Regions from separate parts of the Mus musculus genome. Here all the other regions are linked to region 2. Evidence: chromatin loops called from intact Hi-C (ENCODE). Cell type or tissue: left cerebral cortex. All regions are shown on one strand.

Region 1 (8,000 bases), 72 kb before region 2:
CCATTTTAATAAGTATTTAGTTCCCAAACTAAACATGATATATTATTGGTGAGTTTACTTTCCATGGATCACATTTTCTTACATAATTAATCTATAGTAAATTAAAAAGCATACATCACATGTTAAACTGAAAAGAGTCAATATTTGACTTTACATTAGCAATATTTTAAAGATCATGCTAAATGAATTTTGTAATTTAAAAATATGGTGCTGATCTGAAATTCACTTAAATTTTACTTGAAAATGACCATTTCCCCCATATACTATAAAAAATCAACTGACCTTAAAAAAAAATCCATGGGAAAAGGGCATTCTCTTCAATAAATGGTGCTAGGAAAACAAGTTCCTCACTCAGAAAAAGAATTCAGACCCTCATCTAATGCTACCTGCAAAAGCTAACTCAAAATAGAGCCACAATTGAGTGACAGAGAGAACACTATTGACTTCAGAGAAAATGCTGAAGTCTTCCCTGCATCAGATCTTGTAATGATTTCCTTGATACGATACTGAAAACAGGTAAAGAAAGAAAAATTAGATAAATTTGGTTCCATCAAACTTAAAAAACAAACAAACAAAACCTTTCATGGACACTACCAAGGGACTATTATCTACAGTATACAGGGAGCTTTTAATACACACACACACATGCACACACACATACACACACATATGTACACACTTACACATGTATACACACACCTCAGTTCAAAGTGAACAAATGACTTGAAAGGCCATTGAGAGAGAGAGAGAGAGAGAGAGAGAGAGAGAGAGAGAGAGAGAGATATTGATTCATGCATGTCAGCAAGCACACAAAGAAGATGCCCAGCATTGATGATGTGGGAAACCAGTCAGGCAGCAGTGAGAACCCACTTGTTGGGGATGGCAACTGGGAAAATCAAAACAACATAACAAGTGCTGGCAGAGAGGTGGGGAATTGAGCCTTGGGTGCTGGTGGAAATGCATATGTCAGCCAGGGTCCTCAGGACAGTGTAGGTCACTAAAGGATGCAGTGATTGCTCTTCTGGAACTGAAAACAGGGACCCTCATAGATGTCAGTGCACATATGTCCAGAGAAGCACAGTTCCCAAAAGCTAAAGGGGGAAGCCAACCAAAGCTCCCACCTAAAAGGGGTGGACAAGCAATGTGTGGTCCATCTATATCCTAAAATGCTTATGCGTTTAAGGAAGGGGATTCTGGCATATTCTACAACAGGGTAGGCCTAGAAGATACTATGCCTGGACACTAAAGGATGGATACTGTACAACCCCACTTTCAGGGAGTTCCTAAGACTATCGCATTCAGAGAGAGAGAGAGAGAGAAAATGATGGGCACCAAGAGCTTGGAAGGGACTGGGGAAATAACTGTTTAATGGGAGAGCAACTGCTAAGTCCGTCCTCACAGAATTCCAGTTTGGGAAGTTAAGCAAGTTCTAGAGATGGACAGTAGGAATGGCCATATGACATCACATACTTAACGTGCTGTTAACGTGACAAGCTCGTAGTGGCTGGTGGTAAATTTTGTTGGGACTGTGAATTACTAAGAAAAGGGCTTGAGAGATGGGACGGTGTCTATGGTGAGCCAGTGTGAGCCTGTGGGTTGGGAGCTTGGCCCTGCCGATCTGGAGTCCTTGCTGCGGTGACGCTGACATTCATTCCCTTGGGCAGAAGTTCTTCCTCCCCTTTCACCAATGATAATGTCACAGCCCAGCACTAGCCTAGTGTCGCCCCCTTAGCTCACCCTGTGGACCCTGGATGGGCCCTCTCTATCCCTGGAGGATTACACGCACCCACAGGCATGCAGGGGACACCCTGTAGAGAGTGGGGCTGCTCAGCCTAGCGCTGGAATCCAGTGGTCCATATGCGGTGGTGTACCAAGATTTGCAGAAATGTCTCGACCTTCCTGAATTACTGCCTTGGCTCCCAGATGCTCGTGCAGGGAGGCTTCTGTGGCTGACGGGCAGAAGCCAGGGGGCCTTTGTTGAGAAGAAGCTGGCAGCTCTGGAGCTTCAGGATGATGGTGCTCCAAGCATCTGCTCCTTCTAGGCTTAGGGCTGAGGACAGAGGTGCTTGCATTCTTCAGGACGGAGGCACATGGTGCCTTTTGATTCAGAAGACAAAACAGCTTTAAAGTTCAAGACTCATTCAAATTGGATTTTAGAAACACAAAATCTCAAACATTTGTACCCAACTAAGGGATTATACTCTTATCCTCAGAAAGGCTTTTGAAGAGGTAGGAAAGAAAGGTAGCTCAAATTTTAAATTGGGTCCTCAAAACTTGCTTGTCTGAGGCTTTTTTCCTCGGCCTGTCTGCCTATTATCAAAAGGTAAAATGTCTCAGACTATTGAAAGAGGATTTGCATAAATTGCTTTCACCTGCTTCTTATATGAGGTTAATGAAATTGGAACAAATAGGGATGGATTTCCCACCCAGGCCAGCCTTGCACACTCTGGAACAGACCCTCAGATCCACTGAGTTCAGATTTGAGCCCTCAGCTCCCACCCAGAGGCCTTCCTGCCTGCCACGGAGGAGGGAGGGAGGCTCAGACAACAGTGTTCAGAAGAGGCTATTCGTAGATGGCACACTCTGCTGTTCCTGGCCTTGTGAATCCAGACGATGATACTGGGGCATAAGAGCCAATGGGCAAGATCAGGGAAACACCGAAAGTCATTAATGAGCCAACATTACTTTGGACAGAAACTGTGTTGTGTGTTACAGACTTTTGTATGCTATCTCTCTTTGATCTCCTTATGTAGAGAAAGAAGAGACTTACATCACAAGCTATCTCAGTAGTTGGCTAGGGGCTAGGGGAGGCCCAGTTAGACTTTGCTGTGGCCAGAACCCCTGGCCTTGAGGGGCTGTGCCCACTGTGTGGCTCAGTCTTGAACTATTTCTGTCCTTTGATGCCACACACAAAGCTCTGTTGGAATATGACTGCCTTGTTGTATCTGCCTCGTTCCCCATGTTTGTATCTCCCATGTGCTTCGACCACAGCCATGGGCATACAGCCGTGTTCCATGAATGCTTGTCTTAGGGAAGCACAACCCTCCTTCTGAAAACAAGAACTGCATACACCCTCGGCAGCAGATGTACTTTGTAAGCTTGGTAAGCATCCGGGTTTGTAAGAGACAGAAAGGGGGAAGCCAGCTTTCAACATCTCCCATCCCCAGAGATGTGCAAATATTTTAGCAACATCCCAATGACTAAACAGTGATTCAGCCAAGACGCCAGAATAAATAGAATTATCTATTCTTAACTATGCTCCCTTCTTACTAAGATATTATAGGCTATACTTATTCCTGGAACAATGCCCTTTCTCTGGGCTTTGAAATGATAATGTAAGCTATCTCCATGGCTGAAGCCCTAGGCCATGAGATCATACCCCCATGAATGAAGAATAAGGGCCAACAGGTTAGCCTTCAGAGGCCATCCAAACTAGGACCTGGTATTGGACCCCAGATTTGTTCCCATTCCCACCTTTCATGGTGTGGGTGTGAACAAACCTTGTTCAGCATCTGCTGCTTTAGCCTGCTGTGAAGAGTGGCCCTATGAAAGTGGAACCTATGACGTCGCAGGCAGCTCAGTGTTCAAGATGCACTGGGGCCTCCAGAGTGTCCACCACTGAGGCCCCCAGGGACTATTGACCCCACTCTACTGAGTACCAACAAGTCCATTTGCCTATGTTGCTTTAATGTGGTTCTAGTGGCCGCTATCTACCTTTCTTCTGGCCCTACTTCCCATGGCTTAGCTGGACCTAGATGGGCCGAGCAGTTCTCACTGACCTCCTTGACTAGAAAACCCATCACATTACACCTTGGAACTAAACTGGGACCACACTGGTAAATATGACAGATTTACCTATGCATTTGGAACCAGCTGAGTCTTATTGTGTGGTGGGCACACGGGTTACTGGAACCAGTGGCCTAACACGGGTATGATTTTCCCAGGGATCTGAATCTTATCTGGGTTCACACACAGTCTCTGGAGATCTGGATTTAAAAGTAAGGCTTCAAAACTCCCTCTCAGAAATGACTATGTCACGCAAGATTGAGAGAGCACTTCAAAGCAAACAGTAGAATAAAACTATATGGAAGAATATTTTAAAGTGTGAGGTGTTGAACAGTCCTAACATACTTTCAACTGAAGACCTGACCTAACTTTTGGACTGAATCCTCAACTCAGGTGTGTGTGTGTGTGTGTGTGAGAGAGAGAGAGAGAGAGAGAGAGAGAGAGAGAGAGAGAGAGAGAGAGAGAGAGAGATATGGAGAGAGAAAGGGACAGAGAGAGACAAAGAGAGAGAGAGAGAGAGAGAGAGAGAGAGAGAGAGAGAGAGAGAGAGAGAGAGAGGGTTAGTTAGTTAGTTAGTTAGTCAGTTAGTTAGTTTTAGGAATTTTTTTTTCCATGGGAGATGTACAGTGTTGTTGGCGGAAGAGCTTTTTTGCTCAACCTTCTTTGCTCACCTGCAAGCAACTGCAGGGTGTTCAATCAGTGCCTGGCTGTTCTCAGGGGCTGAGGGTACATTTGACAATGGACTACAGGACTCAGGCGCATGGATTCGCTTGTAATTTTGAAAGTGGGAGCGACAGCATGAGGCTATGTCTGGGGAAGTTCTCCTGCATCTCTCTAGTCCTCTCAGAGCTGAAGGTGATGGTGATGGTGTTCTAGCTTGTGGCTCACCAGATGGTTCTCCAAAGAGGAACTTAGGGCAGCTATTGTGGAATCCTGAGCAGTAAGCCATGGATGTAGTGCTGTGGGAATGGTCTGTATGTTCTAGTTCTGCCTGGGTGGGTCCCAGCTCTGCATTCCAGCATGTGTGAATGCTAGGTGTCTCTGGGAAATAACAGATCACAGACTGACACCTGCCGTGAAACACCTTCCTTGATGATTCCCTCCTTTCCCTTTCCTATCACTGCTCAGAGGAATGTGGCCCTCAGTGAGGTTGGAGAGTTCCAAGCTAAAGCTAGAAGGCCCCAGTTCTTGTTGAAAATACCTAGTGGGAGTTACAGGTTAAACCACTTCCTGTGTCCAATCTATATTTTGAAGCCACAACATACAAACTTATAAAGCCTTTAAAGGTTCAGTGAGGGAGAAATCTAAGCCATGATCATATATGAGAGATATTTTCATAATATATATATGAGATTCCAGTGATGCGTATACAGAGAGGGATTTGGGGGACACCACGAAGAGAAGGTGGTATTCAAAAACCAAAGCCTTGGAGTCAGCTGTGTGACACCGAATTAGGGATTCCAGGTTCAGTAGGTGTAAGCATGAAGTGTGTTGAATCCCTGTTAGAGGATTCCCATTCTATCTGGGTGATTTATTCCAAGTGCAAGGCAGAGATGGCTTGGAATATCGCATTGGTGGGGAAGATAATAGGGTATCTTTATCGGCTCCTGGGGCCTTGTTTATGCACAGGGTGTCCGTGCCTTACATGTGGCTCCATTCATTCCAGAGGAAGACAGAGCAGGACATACAATTGACCAGGGCTAGCTGGAAGCATTAGTTCTGCACCCAGGTGATAGCTTTCCTCTACAAATGTACCCCTCCTGTTCTGGTGTGATGACTTGACATTTGTAAAGGGTAGAATAAGTTTACTCCTGGCCAGTGCCCTTTGCAGAGGCTCCATGATGCTCCCAGGGCAGTGTGTTTCTTTGTAAGAGAAAACCCTAGTAGGGTCAACCCAGCATTATAGACAAACATGATCAGCCAAGTTCCTGGGTCAGCTGTATTTTATTTCATTTGTTCATTAAAAAGTTAATTTCGCAGTGTCTTATGAAGCCTTTGTACACATACTGGATTGTCCACTGACTTTACCTAAGCATATCTACTTCTCTAGATAGCCTGGCCAGATGCTTCTGTGGATGGGGCAAGAAGCCAGAGCTGTACTCTTGTAGCCAGGCAATGGTGTTACATGAGCTGTGTGTGTATGTGTGATCCATTAATAATATGAATGCCTTCTGTGGCACCTCAGGCACACTTGCTTCAGTACAGAGTTAGGGAGCCTGTATGTCCTTGGGCATGCTGGGCACATATGCCAATGGGACATGCAGACATGGTCCTTTGAAGTCCAGGTGGAATCTGGCTTTATGTGCTGTCCCAGAGATGTGGAAGGGGTAGCATTTCTGCTAATACCAGTTCTCTTATGTCTCTGTGTCTGAGCTGAGATTTAGGAACATATAGAATGTAAAAGTCAATATTGTCAACTTCACAGGACCTACAATCATATAGAAGACAAAGCTCTAGCATGTCTGTGAGGGATTATTTACATTAGATTAATTGGGGTTGGAAGACAAATCTTAATTGTGGGCAACACTATTTCACATGTTGGGGTCCTGACAGAATGAAAAGGAGAGAGAGAGCCTGGCAGCAGCATCCATCTCTTTCTGCTTCCTCACTGCTGATGCAATGTGAGTAGCTGCCTTGAGCTCCTGCTGTGTGGTTTCTGTCATGGCAGACTCTACCCTTGAACAATGAAGCAACCCCGCCCCCCCCCCCAAACCAAAGAAACCCCAAACCTCCCTCCCTCCCTTTCCCCTCCCCTCCCCCTCTTCCCTTCCCCCTTCCCCTCCTGTCTCCCCCTTCCCTTCCCTTCCCTTCCTCCCTTCCTTTCTCCCTTTCCCTCCCTCCCTCCCTCCCTCTCTTCCTTCCTTCCTTCCTTCCTTCCTTCCTTCCTTCCTTCCTTCCTTCCTTCCTTCTGCTTCATTTTTCTGATATATTGTCACAGCAACAATCTATGTGACTGACAAATACAGGTAGGAGTCAGTTCTTCCTTATCAGGGGCTCTGCATGGCTGCACAAGGGTGGGTCAGTCTGTGGGGGATACTGGAGCACTTCTGTGTCTTAGGTGTAAATAGGTAGAGTTTTCAGGGCAGAAGCGTCTGAATACTGCACCCCTTTTAGAATGTCTGCCTATAACCTGGCTGTGACTGCAGGATGTGGTGCCCTATCCTAAAGATGTCCTCACAACCTGGAAAACGAATTTAAGGCAAGTGTGGGGATTGACTCGGGAGGTCTACACAGGGGCACCCCCCAAACCTGCACCCCTGAAACACAGGGACACACACAGAACCTAGCTGCTGTAGCTCCTCCATGCCCTTCTTAGGGTTCTAAAGAGCCTTGATGTTCTGGTGACTAACATTCTTTTTAAACTTTTAGAATTATTACTCTGTGTGAATGGGTGTTTTACTGTATGTGTGCCTGATGTACCTCGTGCACGCCTGGTGTCTGCAGAGCTGAGAAGAGTATGTTAGATCCTCTGGAACTGGAATTCTAGACAGTTGTGAGTTGTCACTTGAGGGCTGACAGTCAGACTCTTTGGAAGAGTACCCAGTGTTCTTCACCACAGAGCCATCTCTCTAGCCCTGATGGAAGTTCTTCTGAACTTTATTTCAACACAAATGCTTTAAACTTTTAAACACTGTGGGGCTCTCTTGGTAGTATATCATTTAAAAAAAAATCTATTGGAACAAGGACCTCACAATCACCAGCTGAACTGACAGACTCTAGTTGTGCCCACCATGCTTCTTTCAGTCTCGGATGGTGCTTTGCTTCCTGGATCCCAGGAGGCCAACATTTAGGTGAGCTGTGCTTGAACACTACAGTTTTGGCATCAGAGTAGACAACAGGAGAGAAAGGAGAAGGAGCTCCAGGAAGGCGAGGGCACCACGGAGCTTTGCAGCAGGACTTCCAGGAAGTGGGCAGATGTGGGGTGCGGGATGAAGGATGTGCAGCCTGGGACTGAACAGACAGATGCCACAATGCTGTCAGCTTCAGGTCAGCAGCTCCTCCAGTCTATACCAAAACCACAGGGGACAAAAAACACAGAAGGAATGCTTCCAGTCTTGCCCCAGATTGTTTTGGGCCCTTTAATACCAGGCAGCTAATGCTTGAGATGCTCGCTTTTACATGCAACCATTGGGTGTCTGATCTCTGAGGCTTGGAAATGCCACAGAAGTTCTTGAGGGAGAAAGCACAGCTCTGCGCTGCTTCAGATACGGTTT
Region 2 (8,000 bases):
GGTTAGAATGAGTGGAAAGATGCAAAACTCACTTAAAACCCAACTGTGCTGCTTGGAGCTCCTGTGCTTTGTGTCAAGGTAGAATCTCCAAGGGGTATCTCTAAAGCTACCCAGTCTGGTCCCCAGGTACAGCATATCTCTGCCTTACATAACAGCGAACCCTGGATAGCTGACATGGGGCCTCACAGAGCTCCAGGAAGCTATGCTTCTCTTGATAAAGCAAGCTGTGTGCAGGCCTGAGCTGGAGCACAAGTATGGACATGGGTTGACTCAGAAGAGTTTGTGGGAGACTTTTCAGTGGTGGAGATGCTTATTAACTTCAGGGAGTCGTAATCTGTTGGCAATGTGGGAAGAAAGCATTTGCTGCAGCCATACTATGTGGCGGGTCCCATAGTATGACCCACCAGCAGCCCCAGTCACTTAATTTTGTCTCCTTGAGTAGCTCCTCTCCCTGCTATTGGCTCAGTGCAATCACACTATGAGACATCCCACGCTGTGATACCATGGTGCCACAGCAGCCTTTGGCAATGACATACGGAACCAAGGTACAACTTCTAGCCCTTAGCACCTGGCACCGAAATAGGCTCTAGGGCAGGGGTGGCCTTTTGCTGGGGCCTCTGGAATTCCTGTAACACGTTGCATCTGTCAGCTGGCTGGCAAAAGGCTCTCTCATCAGTCCGTCCATATTTCCATGGGGCAGCATGCTCAGCACCATGCCAGATACATGCTCAGTATCATGCCAGCTATATGCTTAGCACCAGGCCAGCTACATGCTCAGCACCAGGCCAGCTACATGCTCAGCACCAGGCCAGCTACATGCTCAGCACCAGGCTAGTTACAAGGGCCCATTAACTGCTTCTCAGGGAATTGAAGGTAAATTGCATAGTAGGTAGGGGTGATTGTAAGTGCCAAATACAAAGATTCTCTGAGTGACATGTATGAGCGTGGAGGGATGCTGGGATTCAGAAGTGTTGCCTGTGCTGGTAGGTGAGAAGCTCAGCACTGCCCAGGAAGATCCATCTCCAGGCAGATCCTTTCCTATACTCTAAGCTTGAGCTACAAAGGAAGAGCGCCATGCTCTGGATCCCTGAGCCAAAGTCACATTATGTCCATGCAGAAACACGTTTCATATCACAGCTTGCCACCGGCCAGTCTCAAGCTCTATCCTTCCAGTTCTCATTGCAGCCCAGCTCTAAGATCACAGAGCTGGGAGAAAACGTTCCCCATCCAAGGTGCTGAACCACCGAGAGCCCATGGAACCTTCCATATTTGTTCTAGGATCTGTCCTGTGACTGCCTGAAGTCCTTTGCACCAACTTTGCATGAATTCACTTTGTGGCTGATTTGAGAACTTACAGTCAGAACTCACAGATGAATTCCACCAGCCTCTTGGTGCCTGAACACTTGGGACTGCTCTTCTTCACCCACATTCTTCCCACTTCTGTCCAAAGTCAGCTCTTCCAAGGAGAGTAGGCAAGGATGCAACTCTGGAAGCTTCTGGATGCGGCAGGAAGATAGCACTGGGTGCTGGATTACAAACTCACACTGGGTCTCTAGATTTTCCTGAATGTCACAGCTCAGAGTGCCACAGAGGCAAAGTAGATTGGACTTGTGTGTGCTCACCAGGCTGGAACAGGCAGAGCTCTGAGACAAGAGGAGGCAGAACCCTGAAACAGATGCCACGGGGCAGTGTATCTTCAAGCAAATGACAAATGAAAGTGGATGAGGCCCACTGTGTGAGTTTCATTGTTTCCATTCACAGGAGACATTGGTGAGGCCACAGTCTCAGAAAGCAGATCTGTGGGTGCTGGCTTCAAAGGGACTGGATCTGATATAGATGAGGTCACGGGGGCATTTTGGGACAACAAATGCTATCATCCGTCTCCATCATGGTGGTTGCCAACCCAATTACAGTTGTCAAAAATGCATCCAACAATGATGGGTAAGATGGTTTGGTCCCTGCAAATTGTCCTATGACTTTCATTTGTATATCATGGCCCACCCCCATGAGTTAGTTGAAAATGTAATATATTTTAAATGCATCTAATTGGCTATTTTATCACAGATCAATTATACTTCACTAAAGCTGTCTAAAACATACATCAGAATCCAGGGATTGTCCTCGGCTGAGCGCATCAACCATCTCCCTGCTCCATGCATGAGCCATGTGTCTGGAAGAGAATCCTTCTGACAGAGGAGTGGACAGGGACCTGAGCCAGGGGACTAACACATTTCTCATCTTGTGTCAGAATAAGAAGCTGTGTGGGGCTTCTTGACTTGAGTAAAGAGAAAAGATTAAAAACCATCTACTGGGCATCTGGGGAGACTATTTGTAAGGCAGGAAAGGCCACAGTATCCCATGCTTTGAAGCAATAGCCTCGCGAACATATTCACAAACACGGCCAGAAGAGGTTGGCTGCCTGCGCGGCCCAAAGAAGGCGCAGGGACAGAGTTAGTAATGTGGGAGCCAAGACACAGTGCGATGAGAAACAGCAGCTTAATAAAAGCTAGGCTGTTATCAAGTTATGAAGGCAAAGAGCAGGAACTGGGGGAGATGAAGAAAGAGTAAGGAAATTAAAGCTACAAAAGCAGAGTTAAAATCCACACTGGGGGCAACAGAGCAGAACCAGTGGCCATATCAGCCTGACTCGCTCAGCTCTTCGAAAATAATGAGGGAAGGGCCGGAAACAGTGGAGGTGGGGCAGTCAGAACTGTGTAGACGAGGACAAGACGCAGCCCAAGAACCAACCACGAGGTCAGAAGAATGGGGGCAGTGGTAGGATGCTTGCTTGCCCTTCGGCATAGTTTCCACCCAATGACACCTGGCTTGCACAGCAAATTGCAGAAGGAACACTGTACAGATGGACCCCGTAGAGCATCGTCTGACGTAGAACTTAAGGGTATTGATGTGACGAGCCAATGGGAAGGCAAGGTGTGATGGTTTATCCCTCCCATCACAGTACACTAAATAAGAACTGCAGTGATCAGGATAAACAAGTGTTCTAGGTGGAACCACCTGGCTCCGAAGGACTGAAAGAGGGGGCCATGCTCCACTCCCGTGTGCCCAGAGTCACCTTGCCCCTCCGAGTTCCAGCTTGGGAAGCAGCTGCTAGAAGGAACACTGTTGGCAGTGATATTCACATCCAAAGACCACGGATCCTGGAAGAAGTCCCCATCACAGGCCCCACTGGGAACCAGCAGTTTTCCTTCCAATGAAGCACTAGACCAGGACTCTCCTGGGAGCAGCCAGGGCAAGCATCTGGAAGTTCCCTGGTAAAGGCCCCTGGCTCAGTACACAGCCTGCTTGGGTCTCCCGGTGACATGTGTGAGTGAGGGGGAACTACTGCTCCTCCTAACTGACCTTGCTGGTTGAGCCCACCCTACATGGAGGTCCCTCCCATGTGCTACTAGGGAACATCACAAGCACTATTGGCCACTGACACCAACATGCTTGCAGGACAGAGATTCGGGTGTTGGAGAGCTAGCTCCTGGAGTGGGACCCCTGGCACCTGCCTTCACGCCTTCCCCCTGCCCACGGTGAAGCTGATGGCAAGCCGATCAAGCTGCCCACCCCCACCCGAGGGCTTGATGGGAAGTCAGAGCACTACACTGTGGGTCTTCTTCAGCACCCACTCATGTTACCAACTCTTTTTTTTGTTGTTGTTGTTATTGTTGTTGTTGTTCTTAATAGTTTTAAATTTTAACTTATAATATTGTATTTTGGCTTACATGAAACACTGGTAATGAGCCCTCCCCACTCCCACCCCACACACGATGACTCTGAAAAACTCCCCTAAAGAAATCCTAAATTAGTCTTTAAAAAATACACAAAAATACACTGGGGCAGGGACACTGGCCCTTAAGGAGCAGTAATTACTGAGACTGAGGGGTGCCAGAGGCCCAGTGTGGTCTTTGTGCTCAGGGACTGACAGACTCAGGCTCATACATAATTCAGGAGCAGAGACAATACAAGGAGCAGAATTTAGAAAGAGCCAGAGTGGCTAAACACCCATGCCTGGGGTAAATAAAGAGTGCCCAGGAACCCTGTGATGATTTTTTGTACAATTTATGAAAAAAAATCATAGCGTTGAGGTACTAGGGTACCCTCCCTGTGTGTGGTGGGAACATCCCAGGTTTTCACTTTTCCCTAGGAAAGTGTGTAGCCCTCGTGGGCCCGCAGAAGAGCATATGGTACTGCAGGGACAGTGTGTCCCCCACCCCTTTCGTCCTCCTTCCTTTCTCTGTGCACCACAATGCAAAGCTTTGTCGAGCTAATACTTCAAGGATCAACATCGAAATTGGAACTTTCTCTTTCTATAGCCACATCCAATTAAAAGTATCTTAGACCTCCCAGCGGCTCCCCCTCCAGGGCGGCCTGGCTGTCAGAGCCCTGGAACTATACATACATTTTAAATCAACCTGCGGGTCTCCAACCCATACACAATATTATAAACAGCATTTTCGCAGCCCCTTTGTGTGTGCCGCTGTGAATCGGGACCGCTGAATCACATGGGTAAACCCTGCCTCCACCCACACATTCCCGGTTTATGGAGTCATTTCAGAGCAATCCAATTAGTCTCCTCCACCTGACCGTCTGTTGATTACATTTGGATTTTTCTTTGCAGGCGATGTGGGGCGCTCACTCTATGCCGTACAGCTGCAGCTTCTCACCTTCTCAACCCCGCCGAGGAGGAGAATTCACTGCACAAACTCCTGTGCGAATCGTGTGTAAGGAAAACAGTTTGTACAGACGCCTGCCTGAATGTACCAACCTCAGGAGAGTGCCCTGCACAAAGGCCTTTGTGGGCCTAGCTTAGGAGAATCAGACATATTAACCAATGCAAATAAAGGGAGAAGGACTAGAGATGGACTCCTCAGAGAAAGGAAACATGACAACTGTACGCAGGCCAGGAGTGTGGGACCACGGGCTCTGGTCTCTACACGTTTCTCAGCTCATGCTCTGTGAACATTGCTGTGACAGTGACAACCAAGATTTCCACCCCCCTATAAAATTAAATGTCACTCTTGATAGCATAAAATCTGAAACATCATCCTGCCAAGTCCACACCAATACTTGCACAGAAAATTAAACCCTCTCTGTTTATTGAGAGGGTAATGTAGCCTTCAGATGTGTGAGAACCCCTGCTAAGTGAGAAATTAAAAAAGCACCACTGTACGGTCTAATGGTATGTATGAAATAAGAAAGGTAACTTAATTGGTAATCAGAAGAAATCATAAAACTAATCATGCAATTAATGTCTTCAAAAGCAAGCACACGAGGTGTGTATAATTACAAGGAAACAGCGCAATGGTGGCCACTAGGGCCTTGCACGGCTTCCTTGGATGGCCTTCAGCGCCTGCATATGGACTCCCTGGCTTGGTGTCTTTGCCACCTTCTCTAGCACATGGGCCACACCGAACTCCCCTCATGCAAAGGGATCCTAGCATGCCTCTCTCTAAGCTCTGTTCTTCCTTGTCACTGGCTATGGGTCCCTTGGGAGGTATGGCCATGCGTGTATATGTGACAGTTGGGGATTGCTCACTGAGGTGGCTGTGGGAACAACTAATGAACACATATTTACATCTGCAATACCCTGGTTTTCTTTGGAAAGCTACACTGAATAATAAGCAGTTGTTGCTTAACACACACAGTTTGAAGGCTGTTGCAGGGAGGTTAACTTGTTGATAAGTAGGGCCTGTGATGAAGAACCACCAGGTGTTTTTTTCTAGGTCCTATGTCTCTGCACCAGGAGTCCCCCACACAGGTCACCACAGTCCTCTTTTATCCTGGTGACTATATCCTATGTCTCTGCACCAGGAGTCCCCCATGCAGGTCATCACAGTCCTCAGAGAACTAATTGTTCACAAACAAGAAATTACAGAGGAAGAATTCCATTGCTGCTTGTCTTATGCTGATTTGGTCTTGGGGGTAATCACAGTGCCCTGTAGGTTCACACCAACATTGCCTGTTAAGGATGTGCACTAATCTCTCTGCAGAGCTGCATGAGGCTCCCTGGACCTAGCCTGCCACCATTAGGTAGAGGAGAAATGGCCAGTGGGAGAAGCAGTAATAGCTAGGCTGGAGTTAGAGGGAGAGATAAGATGCTAGGAAGAGGAATGGTGTGAGTAGGAGGCCCATTAACAGCAGAGCAAGATATCAAGGGAAGGGCTGAGCATGGTGGTAAGGGGAGCCTAAGGGGAAGAGCTTGGAATCCCATGGATAAAGAAGGTGTGCTATGTGAAATGAATACATTATGGTTAGTCTTGCCCTGCTGTGAGTGTATTCACTTTTAATTTGACCTCAGTGCCCAAGGACTTGCAGTTTGCACCCTGCAGGGGAATGCTGTCCTTGGCATGGGTGGTGCGCTGAGGACTTGTGGCGGTCCCATCAGGACCCTGACACATGGTGGAGGGTTGTTCTGTGAGGACCCACCTGGCCGATGTCTTCTTTCTCTTCTAAGGTCTGTTTTCAACAAGCAGACGAGTCACAGATATGAGACAGGCACATAATTCTATCTTCTCCATACAAGGGGGAGAGAATCATCTCTTTGCTCCTGGCAGTGGACATTTCACGTAAAGCAAAGGGCTTACTGCTTTAGAGAACGTACAACGTACGTGGCTAGCAAGAGAAGATGCAGAAAAGGCCCTCCTTTAGCTATCCTCTGCAAACCATAGTCTGAGAGCACTCCCTTGTTCTTACGTCATTTTGAGGTAGCACATGAGGTGATTTACCCTTTTGTGGGTCCTTTGATCAGCCCCCCAACTGTCCAATTATCTTCACGTGTCAGATTTCTCATGCTGAATTACACAGCTTTAAGCCTCTCATGTTGATCATGGCTCAGACCAGGAGTCACCAGAACATTTTGAGAAGCCACAGTACAGAGGATCCCCACCCCCCAAAGCTGGGCCATTACATATCCCAAGGATCCCACCTGCTCTGCTAGGAAGGGGGGCTTTGGAAGACAGCTAGGGTAACAAACGGGTCACTAGGGAAAAGGAATGTTTTCGAAGTTCATGCTGAAAAAAGAAGGTAAAGTGGGCTTGGCTTCCATGGCACATGTAGATCAATGCCAAGTATATTAAAGTTTGGATATGGAAAAAATCACAAGTTTTCAAAGAAAGTATTAACATGCCTTTGTGCAGCCAGTGAGGTGGCTCAGTGGGTGAAGGCACTTGCCACCAATCTTGATGATCTGAGTTTGATCCCTGAGATCCACATATCTGGAGAGAACAGATTTCCACAAGTTGTCCCCTGGTCTCCACATCTGTGCACACACGCAGATGCTAAATATAAATTAGTGTAGTTCTTAAAAAATATTTCTTAACCCACATGAGGAAAGCATTTCTTTAAACCCTTCCCTTAGAAAATTCAAACTACCCAGGGAAGATATAGAAAGTACAAATGACATTCGATGAGATCTGAATGGACTGTGTGGATGAGCTTTGGGACTGCAGGAAGGCACTCCACAGGGACACTTATGGTGTTCTTGTATAGAACACTCTTATCCCCCACTTCCCCGTCCCATATAGCAAGGCAAAGCTTAGGAGAAGGCATCAGTACTATCCGAGAGCTCAGGAGGTAGATATCTTTCACTCAACTCTTTAGAAGCTTTCTGAGGTACAGGCCACACCCACCCAAGGCAACAACCACAGGCCACACCCACCCAAGGCAACAACCAGACAGAAGGCCACTGCCAAGCACCAGGGTCTTTATTCTTCAATTGAGAATCTACCCAACTTTTCTCTGACAGGTTGAGAGCTAAGAAGGTGCAATGTGAGATTGTCAGGAGGCCCGTGAAGAGGTGGTTCGAAGCCTTTCGCCAGCAGCTAAGGAGCACTCTGCCATTGTTGATTGGTGATATGGGAGGCAGGGTGGCCACAACAGATATGGCCTTCTTATCAGGATTCAGTTTGATCCAATGGCAGCCATATTGAACTATCACCTCCATGACTCCCTAAGTTACCCTGGTTGGCTTTTAGTGCCATATTTCCCCCTATACT
Region 3 (8,000 bases), 280 kb before region 2:
CTGTAATCCATACTTTGAGTTACTTTCTTGGGTTCTTTTACCTACCATCTTTCTCCACCCCAATCCCTTCCAATCTCCCAACACTAGTAGGAAAGCAAGAAGTTTAGAGGGAAAAGGGGATCCATCTCATTAGACTTCTTCCTGCTGATTAGGGGTGTTGAGTTTCTCAGGATATCCAAGCCTCTTTGCTCATCACCACCTGACTAACAGCAGCAACAGGGGAGCAGGGAGCAGCAGCCTCTGCCTTTCTCAGAGCTCTGACATATTTATACCGTCTGAAGAGTTCCCAGAATTCCAAATGTAAACTATCTTCAGCTGGCAAAAATCACACCCCTGACAGAGCATGAGACAAATCGTAGCTGCTGTGGACAATCTGAAGCGGCCCCATATCCCACACCTGGGATCAAAGCAAAAACATATTTTCATAATATATCTGGATTTTTAAAGAAACCAAAATTCTCAGCACAGTGAGAATTTCAATGCCAAGGCTCCTTCAGGAGTGCCAGAGCTACTAGGCTGCAGCAAGACCACCTGGTGCTCTTTTGCAAGGGTTGCTAAAGACTGCACTCTTCTTGTTTTTGAGCTAACAAAGGAAGTTGGGCTGGAGAGATCCACCTGGTGCTGCTCTTCCTGGCACTGTGGCTTGCCCCAGAACAGGTTGCACAGAACAATCTGTGTCCAGCTGTCAGTTAACTGCTGGAACATTGCCCAGCAGCCCAGAGCCACCTGTGTTCACTGCTCCTGGCATTTCGTTCTTCTGGCTCAGTCTTCCTGTCTTGAAAATGGACTGTTAGCAGCTTCCAGTATTTCTGCTGGTGGGCTGGTGTTTGGTTGAGGGAGAATGCTTTTCCTAGTAGCAGGGCTGAGAAACATAGTAACAGAGTGGTGTATGGGAAGGGCTTGATGGCAGCATCTCTAAGGTCCCCTGGGAACCTTCAGTGAACAATCACATCTTGAAGCAGCTGTGACTCAGGACATGGCTCCTCCTGTCTGCTCTCAGGGTTGTGAGCCAAGCTGGATCCACGCTTAGGGAAGCAGGTTCATGATATTGTGTGTGGATTAGAGAAAGCAGAGCTAGTCACCATGATAGGGCTCCTGGGACATCATAGCTGGAGATATCTCAGGGACAGGAATATTGGTGATGCTTTCCTTTTAGCTCTTTGAGCTAAAGCATAGTGTGTGTGTGTGTGTGTGTGTGTGTGTGTGTGTGTGTGTGTATGTGTGTGTGTTGTATGCATGTGTGTATAGTGTGTATGTCATATGCATGTGTGCATGTAGTGTATGTGTTATATGCATGTGTGTGTGTGTAGTGTGTGTCCATGTGTGTGCATGTAGTGTGTGTATTGTATGCATGTGTGTGGTGTGTATATGTGCATGTATGTTGTATGCATGTATGTGTAGTGTGTTTGCATGTGTATGTTGTATGCAGTGTGTGTGTGTGTGTGTGTGTGTGCGTGTGTGTAGTGTGTTTGTCTTATGCATGTGTGTGCAGCAGTGCTCACTTGGAGACCAGAGGTTGACTTCAAGGATCCTTCTCTATCATTCTCTACCTTGTATTTTGAGACAAGCCAGGTCTCTCACTGAACTCAGGGCTTGCTGTTCCAGCTCCAGTGGTTCCTAGCTCCCAGGATCCTTTGTTCCTCAGAACTGGAGTATGAGCTTGTGCCACAATGCTCTGCTTTTATGGGGGTCTGGGGATCTGAACTCCAATTCTCATGCGTGTATGGCAGGCACTTTACCCACTGCACAGTCCCCACCCCCAGGCTTTCCCCTTTGATTTTTGAGGCAGGGTCTCTGTCTTAGTTACTTCTCTGTTGCTGTGATGAAACACAACAACCAAAGGGAACTTGGGGGTGAAAGATTTGCTTCATTTTACACCTTACAGCCCATTATCCGGGGAAGTCAGGGCAGGAACTCCAGACAGGAACCTGGAGGCAGGAACCATGTAGAGACAATGCAGAGGCCACAGAGGAGCTTTGCTTACTGTTTTCTTCCTTATGGGTTACTTACTGGGCCTGATTTCCTAGAACACCCAGGACCACCAGCCCTGGGATGTGTGAGCTGGGCCCTCCCACATCAATCACTAATTAAGAAAATGACCCGCAGGCCTACCTGTCTCCAATCTTATGGACGCATTTTCTCAGCTGGGATTCTTTCCTGTTAGAGGACTCTAGCTTGTATCACGTTGACAAAAACTAGCTAGGGAGAGACTCATAATGAACCTAGACCGCAGTAGTTGGCTAGGCTGACCAGCTGGCCCCAGGAATCTTCCTGTCTCTGCGTCCAGTACTTGGATGGCAGGTGTGTACCGCCCTGCCTGACTTTTCATGTGGTGCTGAGGATTCTAACTTAGGCCCACATGACTGAGGAGCAACTCCCATCCTCCCAAAGTCTATTTCTATCCCAGCCTAGTCAACATTATCTTTGTATGGTAGGGGAAAAATCACTAAGTTTGCAACAATCAACAAATTCAATAAAATCCATGTTTGGAATCCCAGTGACTATGTTCACATATTGTCATTGTACCCAGGGAGGGTCTGACTCGGTCATTCTGCTCCAAGGCTCTGAGAATTGGTCTGAGCACCACTGAGCCTCCGACCACACAGACATTCATGAGCACTGCGGAACAAGAAGCCATCCCTAGAAGGAAGGCACAGCTGTGACATGCAAGGGCATGGTCACTAGGAAGTAATCGTCTCTGACTGCATTCTGCAAACGCACTGGGCCATGATTGACAGGAAAATAAGAAATAATAGAGAGTCTGAGAAGCAGAACGGACCCAGGCTTTTTGTTCAGGAGCCTCAGTGGGAGGAGGGAGACTCTGGCAAGCACTCTGTTTTCTGCTCTGAGGTCTGAGCTCTCTCCCTGAAAGGATCCTCTCCACAGTTTAATCCTGAATGCTAACACCAGGGTCCTGCAACCTTTCTAGCCTTCTTCTGCTAGATTGCTGCCCACATTGGCCAAGCAATGTGGGGCCCCAATTACCTTCCTCAGAGTTAGAATTCCACCTGGGAGCTCTTCCTGTGCACCATGAACTGAGTTGTTTTCTAGGGGGCTCAAGGTCTGGACATGGGCACTACTTTCTAACTCCAAATGTCTTGAAGATTTCTGTGGGGTGCCATGGGTCAATTGGCACTCATACATGCTTGGGCTTCTGGCAATGTACCTGACAATTCAACTTGTTAGGAGAGTCAGGAGACTCATGGGGGCAGGGATATAGTGTCTATGGGACCAGCACTGGTGACCTGAGGATTTGTGTGGTGGTGATGATGGCAGTGCTGGGGTGCCACAGCCAAGCTAGTGATGGAGGCCCCCAGGAATTGTTAGACATGCCTGCGCATGCCTTGACAGGCTCTTCTTATAGGTTCCAGAGATGGAAACCCCATCTGGAAGGTAAGAAAATCAGAGAACACAAACCTAGGTCTCCAGGGAGGCCACTCTGCTTCCTAACCTGCTTATATTTGGATTTTTCTAGAAAACATGAGTTCTTTACTGTTGCATTTATGTGCACCACAGCAAAGGCCAGGTATTTCCCAGGGGTTGAGCATCCCTTTATGAGAGCACAGATTCTGATTCCACAGGGATGATGCCGCTAGGATACTTTACTGATGCTCAGGGAAGCTGGTCACTTTCTAAGATCAGCAGGAGAATCCCTACATGGCAAGAGGGAGCTGGAACCTGACCTGGCTTTAGCAGGAAGCAAAGGGGAAGTGATCTAAGTCACTGAGTTGCCGGGGAGATTGGCTCACTGGTACAGCTGCTTCCGGTGGCTTCTAGGAGACTACTGCAGAGGGTGATCCTGCTGCTCAGCTCACAGGGGCCTGTGTGTGTGGCAGCTCCGTCTGGACCCTGTTGGCCCTTCTCATGGGAGGCTTGAGGACACAGCCAGCATGGGAGGACTCTAGGGCCCTCTCAGGGGAGAAGACCAAGGTGAGGAGGAGGTAGCTTTGATCTGCTGATTAAAAAGATTCATGCTCCCAGGAGCATCCTCTCAGGAGCAGCTTCCCCATGAGAGAAAGAGAGAGAGCTTAGATGAGAATTTTATTGTGACAAAGAGGAAACAGAAAGTCAAAATATTTGCTTGGAGAAAGTACTGGTGGTTTGCTTAATTACACTCGGTGAAGGTGGTCATTAATAATCCCACCGCTGCAGAGGTCCTGTGAATTGCGAGTGAGCAGCTGTGTATCACTGTAGAGTGAATCTGTCCTGTGCCAGGGCAAAGGGGCTTGGCTTTGCCTCACCTACCCATCCTGCCTGCTGGGCAGCTATGGGCAGCTGGTCTCCCCGAACTCCCACCCCACCCCATCTCTCTACTGAAGACACTGGTTTTTCTCTTGCCTACCTGCAAACGTAATTGCAAGCTTGCTCCCCCGCCAGGAGACTAATCTGTGAGGGACCTCCTCAGCAAGGAGCTGGCTGCAGGCTGGTCTACCTTCTGTGAACCACAGTGCATCTGTGTTTGGGACACTAGAGAGCACTGTGTGCTGCTCCCCAGGAGTGTGTAGAGTGCCCAGTGTGTCTGGCTTGTGTGCCTCTCATGCCCTGTGCTCCCAGAAACCAGGGTCAGTGGTAGCTTGGCATTGCTGACTCTGGGAGTCCTGTGGCCAATACAAAGGGTACATTAGTTCACACGTTTCATGGCAATTCAACACCTGTATTCCCGCTTCACAGATGAGAAGGCAGTTAGCCTGAAGGGCCCAGCCCAAGGTCAATGATGAGAGCCAGAAACCCTCTTCCCAGTGACTACATGTGAGCGTGTCTATAGGTGTGTGTGCGCACATGTGCACGCATGCATGTGTGTGTGTATATATATGTATACATATATATGTGTGTATATATATATATATATGTGTGTGTATATATATATATATATATATATATATATATATATATATATATGTTTACATGCTCATGTGTGTACCTGCTGGGCTGCATCCTGACTCCCTGCTCTGGTGCCTGGAGCACAGCCAGCATGCTGCTTGGGGGAGACAGAAGGAAATCCATAATGGGGGTCCACAGTCCGTGTTTTTCCCAAAGTGGGAAACAGCAGAGTCTGGGACGAATGCTGTGGTTCCTGGTCTCCTGTGTATCCAAGGGTAGGGAATGAGGTTGTGGGATGGAGGGGGGGGCATTACTGGCATACCACTGGAAGGCAGGAATGGGGGTCCCAGGTCTGTACTTCCCCTTTGGGCATCCACAGGGCAGCCAGGAAAGGAAAGATAGAGCCCAGGATGAAGCAAAGCCGGTTTGATTCCAAGTAAGAATTGAGAGTATGGAGGGGCTGAAAGAGAGAAGACCTCTAGGAGATACAACACCCCTCCCCCAACCCCGTGGTGATCCTTGGTGTAAAGACAGTCCTTGCTTCTTCAAGCGGCTTTATTTGATCGATGAAAATGCTTGTACTTTACTCACCGTGAGCCAGGGATTAAATACCTTTTGCGGGAAGGAATGCCCAAAGAAGAGAAGCTTATTGGCTGGATACTGGTCCTCTAGATACCTCATCAGCATGGAGAACGCCAGGGTTTTATGCTACCTGGCTGATTGTCATGGTCCTCAGTAGGGTGCCTTGGTTATTACCTCTGTTCCAGAGGAGGTAGAGGGAGGTAGGGAATGGCTCCACTCCTACTGCTCTCGATTCAGAGATACACAGGGCCTGAGCTCACTCGACCTTACCAGTTCTATTTGGTGACCACATGTACCTATAGATCTGTATACACGTGTGTATGGAGACCTGAGGTCAATGCTGAACGTCCTCCTCAATTGCTCTCTACTGCATGTACGTATGTATGTATGTATGTATGGTTTTATTTATTATTAGGACTACACGTTTTTACTTTATGTGTGTTTTGCCTATCTGAATGTACGCGTGTACCTTGCATGCCTGGTATCTATGGATGTCAGAAGAGGGTAGATCCTTAGAACTGGAGTATAGATAGGCCCTTTGTGGAGAGGAATGCGCGTATTCTGAGCTGCTGAGCTCTCTTCTGCTTCTTTATTCTTTGAGACAGGTTTGCTCACTAATGCTATAGCTCTCTGATTGGCTAGACTGGCTGACCAATGCTCTCTGATTGGCTAGACTGGCTGACCAATGCTCTCTGATTGGCTAGACTGGCTGACCAATGCTCTCCAGGAATCTGGAGCTTGTTGCTGCCTCTCAGTGTTGGGATTACAGGCATGTTCAGCCATGCCTAGTTTTTCTGTATGCGCTGGGAATCAAATCCAGATAATCCAGGTTTCTGTGGTAAATTCTTCACGGACTGAGCCTAATTATGGCCCATGGTGAATAATACTCTAACTGATATTAAAAACCCTACGAGTAATGGATTGATGTAATAGGGGTGTACTAAAGTTGCTTAGGAAATATTAAGTTACACAAAGAACTTAGCTAACGGAGCACCCCTGATTCCCTTATCAGTAAGAGTGTTTCTGCCAGGCAGAAAGGACGACTTTGGTTAACAGCTGCCTGGTAAAAACACCTGGACTGTTTCCTGACAATTATGAGAGTAGTTTTACATTGTAAATCTTTATCTGTCCAACCAGTCCTTGGCACTTCTGCCTCTGTGAAACATGTTTAATGGCTCAAACTGTACCTGGGGCTGTGAAACTATTTGTGCTGGTGGGGATTTCTATTGGGCGCTGGTTTCCCGGTATAGCCAGAACCAGGCTGGTGCTATTATTAATCTCTGAGCTACTATTAATGGTGGAGTGACTTCTCACTGGGAAGCCATGCTAATCCTATGACATCACTCCTGCTGCAGTCCTGTGTCCTAGTTGGGTTTGTGTGTGTGTGTGTGTGTGTGTGAACTTAATACCAGCTAGAGTCATGAGAAGAGGGAACCTTGATGGAGAAAATGCTCTCACCAGATTGACCTGTGGGTAAGTTTGGAGGGCATTTATGATTGAAGCTTAATGTAGGAGGGCCTAGCGCCCTGGGAGGAGGTGCTATCATCCACCGGCTGGTGGTCCTGAAGGTGTAAGAAAGCAGGCTGAGTAAGCCATGGTTTGCAAGCCAAGTTCCTCCATGGCCTCTCCTTCAGTTCCTGTTCCTAGGTTCCTGCCTTGAGCTCCTGCTCTGCTTTCCTTTGATGTTGGATTATGATGTGGAAGTGTAAGCAGAATAAATCCTTTCCTCCCCTATTTTGCTTTTGGCTATGGTGTTTTTTTTGTTTGTTTCTTCTTTTGTTGTTTTGTTTGTTTGTTTGTTTGTTCTTTATAGCAATAGAAACTTTAAATAAGACATCCTGTGAATTCTGAGTGAATGGCTCTATATCCTGCCCTTTGTATAGGTTCAGCCAGGCAGCATCCTCCCCAGCTTAGCAAAGACATTTAGAGTGTGAACTAGGGCTGGAGAGATGGACTGAGTGCTTAAGAACATTGGCTGCTGTTCCTGAGGACCCAGGTTCAATTCCCAGCGCCCACATTGTAGGTCATAACTTCCTGTAACTACAGTCCTAGGGTGTAGGAGGACTGGTGGTGGCTGCTTCTGCATGAATGCCTGTGTGTGTGTGTGTGTGTGTGTGTGTGTGCGCGCGCGTGTGCACAACCACAAAGGCAACTCCTGCAAGAGGACCTAATTGAAGACTGCCTGACTGCTGTTTGAAAGAGATGCTTTCTTGAGACCAATGAGGTGTGGGTAGAGGGTATTAAAGGAGCTTGCAGCAGCATTCTAATGAGCTTGCTGCAACATTCTCACCTATTCCCCGAGTCTGTGCTGTTGATTCTGCATCACCTCACCTCCAACCCCCAAGAGCAAGTAGAGTCGGGCAGAAGGCGGTCCAGGGCACAGGCAACATCCGGGGATCTGACCTTCATAGAGACCTGGCACACATGTGGTGCACATAGATACATATAGACAAAACACTTACACAATACGGTAATAAATAAATCTAGCATGTGAACTGGGTGAACTGGAAACCTGAGTTATAATTTCTGTTACCAATGAGAAAAATAATGTGAAGCTTGAGGTATGGAGATCATAGTGTTTTGTTAGGGTGGTAAGG

Evidence for each region. A loop is a pair of places that touch in the nucleus more often than their neighbours do. Peaks named below come from ENCODE experiments on the same cell type or tissue, not always from the same donor. Only the 100,000 strongest peaks of a DNase experiment are listed, where the experiment ranks them.
Region 1: a loop joins it to region 2, with 2.0 times the contacts of the local background. A loop is called at or near these places in 3 of 42 quality-filtered maps.
Region 3: it touches region 2 in a loop (2.0-fold over the local background); 4 of 42 quality-filtered maps call a loop at or near these places.

Annotation. Positions count from the first base shown.
Region 1 is chr12:117,122,796-117,130,795 of GRCm38, reverse strand. The region is part of intron 12 of Ptprn2 (protein tyrosine phosphatase, receptor type, N polypeptide 2); the gene reads right to left. Among named protein-coding and RNA genes, the nearest start is that of Gm10421, 24 kb to the left of the region's middle. In left cerebral cortex, no CTCF peak of the experiment used is centred here; DNase peaks (open chromatin) are centred at 3,138 and 3,485; H3K27ac peaks cover 530 bases.
Region 2 is chr12:117,050,570-117,058,569 of GRCm38, reverse strand. All of the region lies in intron 12 of Ptprn2 (protein tyrosine phosphatase, receptor type, N polypeptide 2), which reads right to left. Among named protein-coding and RNA genes, the nearest start is that of Gm10421, 97 kb to the left of the region's middle. In left cerebral cortex, CTCF peaks have their summits at 4,363 (motif pointing left) and 6,021; DNase peaks (open chromatin) are centred at 1,444, 3,986, 4,156 and 4,589; H3K4me3 peaks cover 925 bases; H3K27ac peaks cover 747 bases.
Region 3 is chr12:117,332,811-117,340,810 of GRCm38, reverse strand. It overlaps Gm5441 (predicted gene 5441), which reads left to right and starts at 3,799. Exons shown (of 3, transcript NR_044987.1): 1 at 3,799-3,930. In left cerebral cortex, no CTCF peak of the experiment used is centred here; no DNase peak of the experiment used is centred here.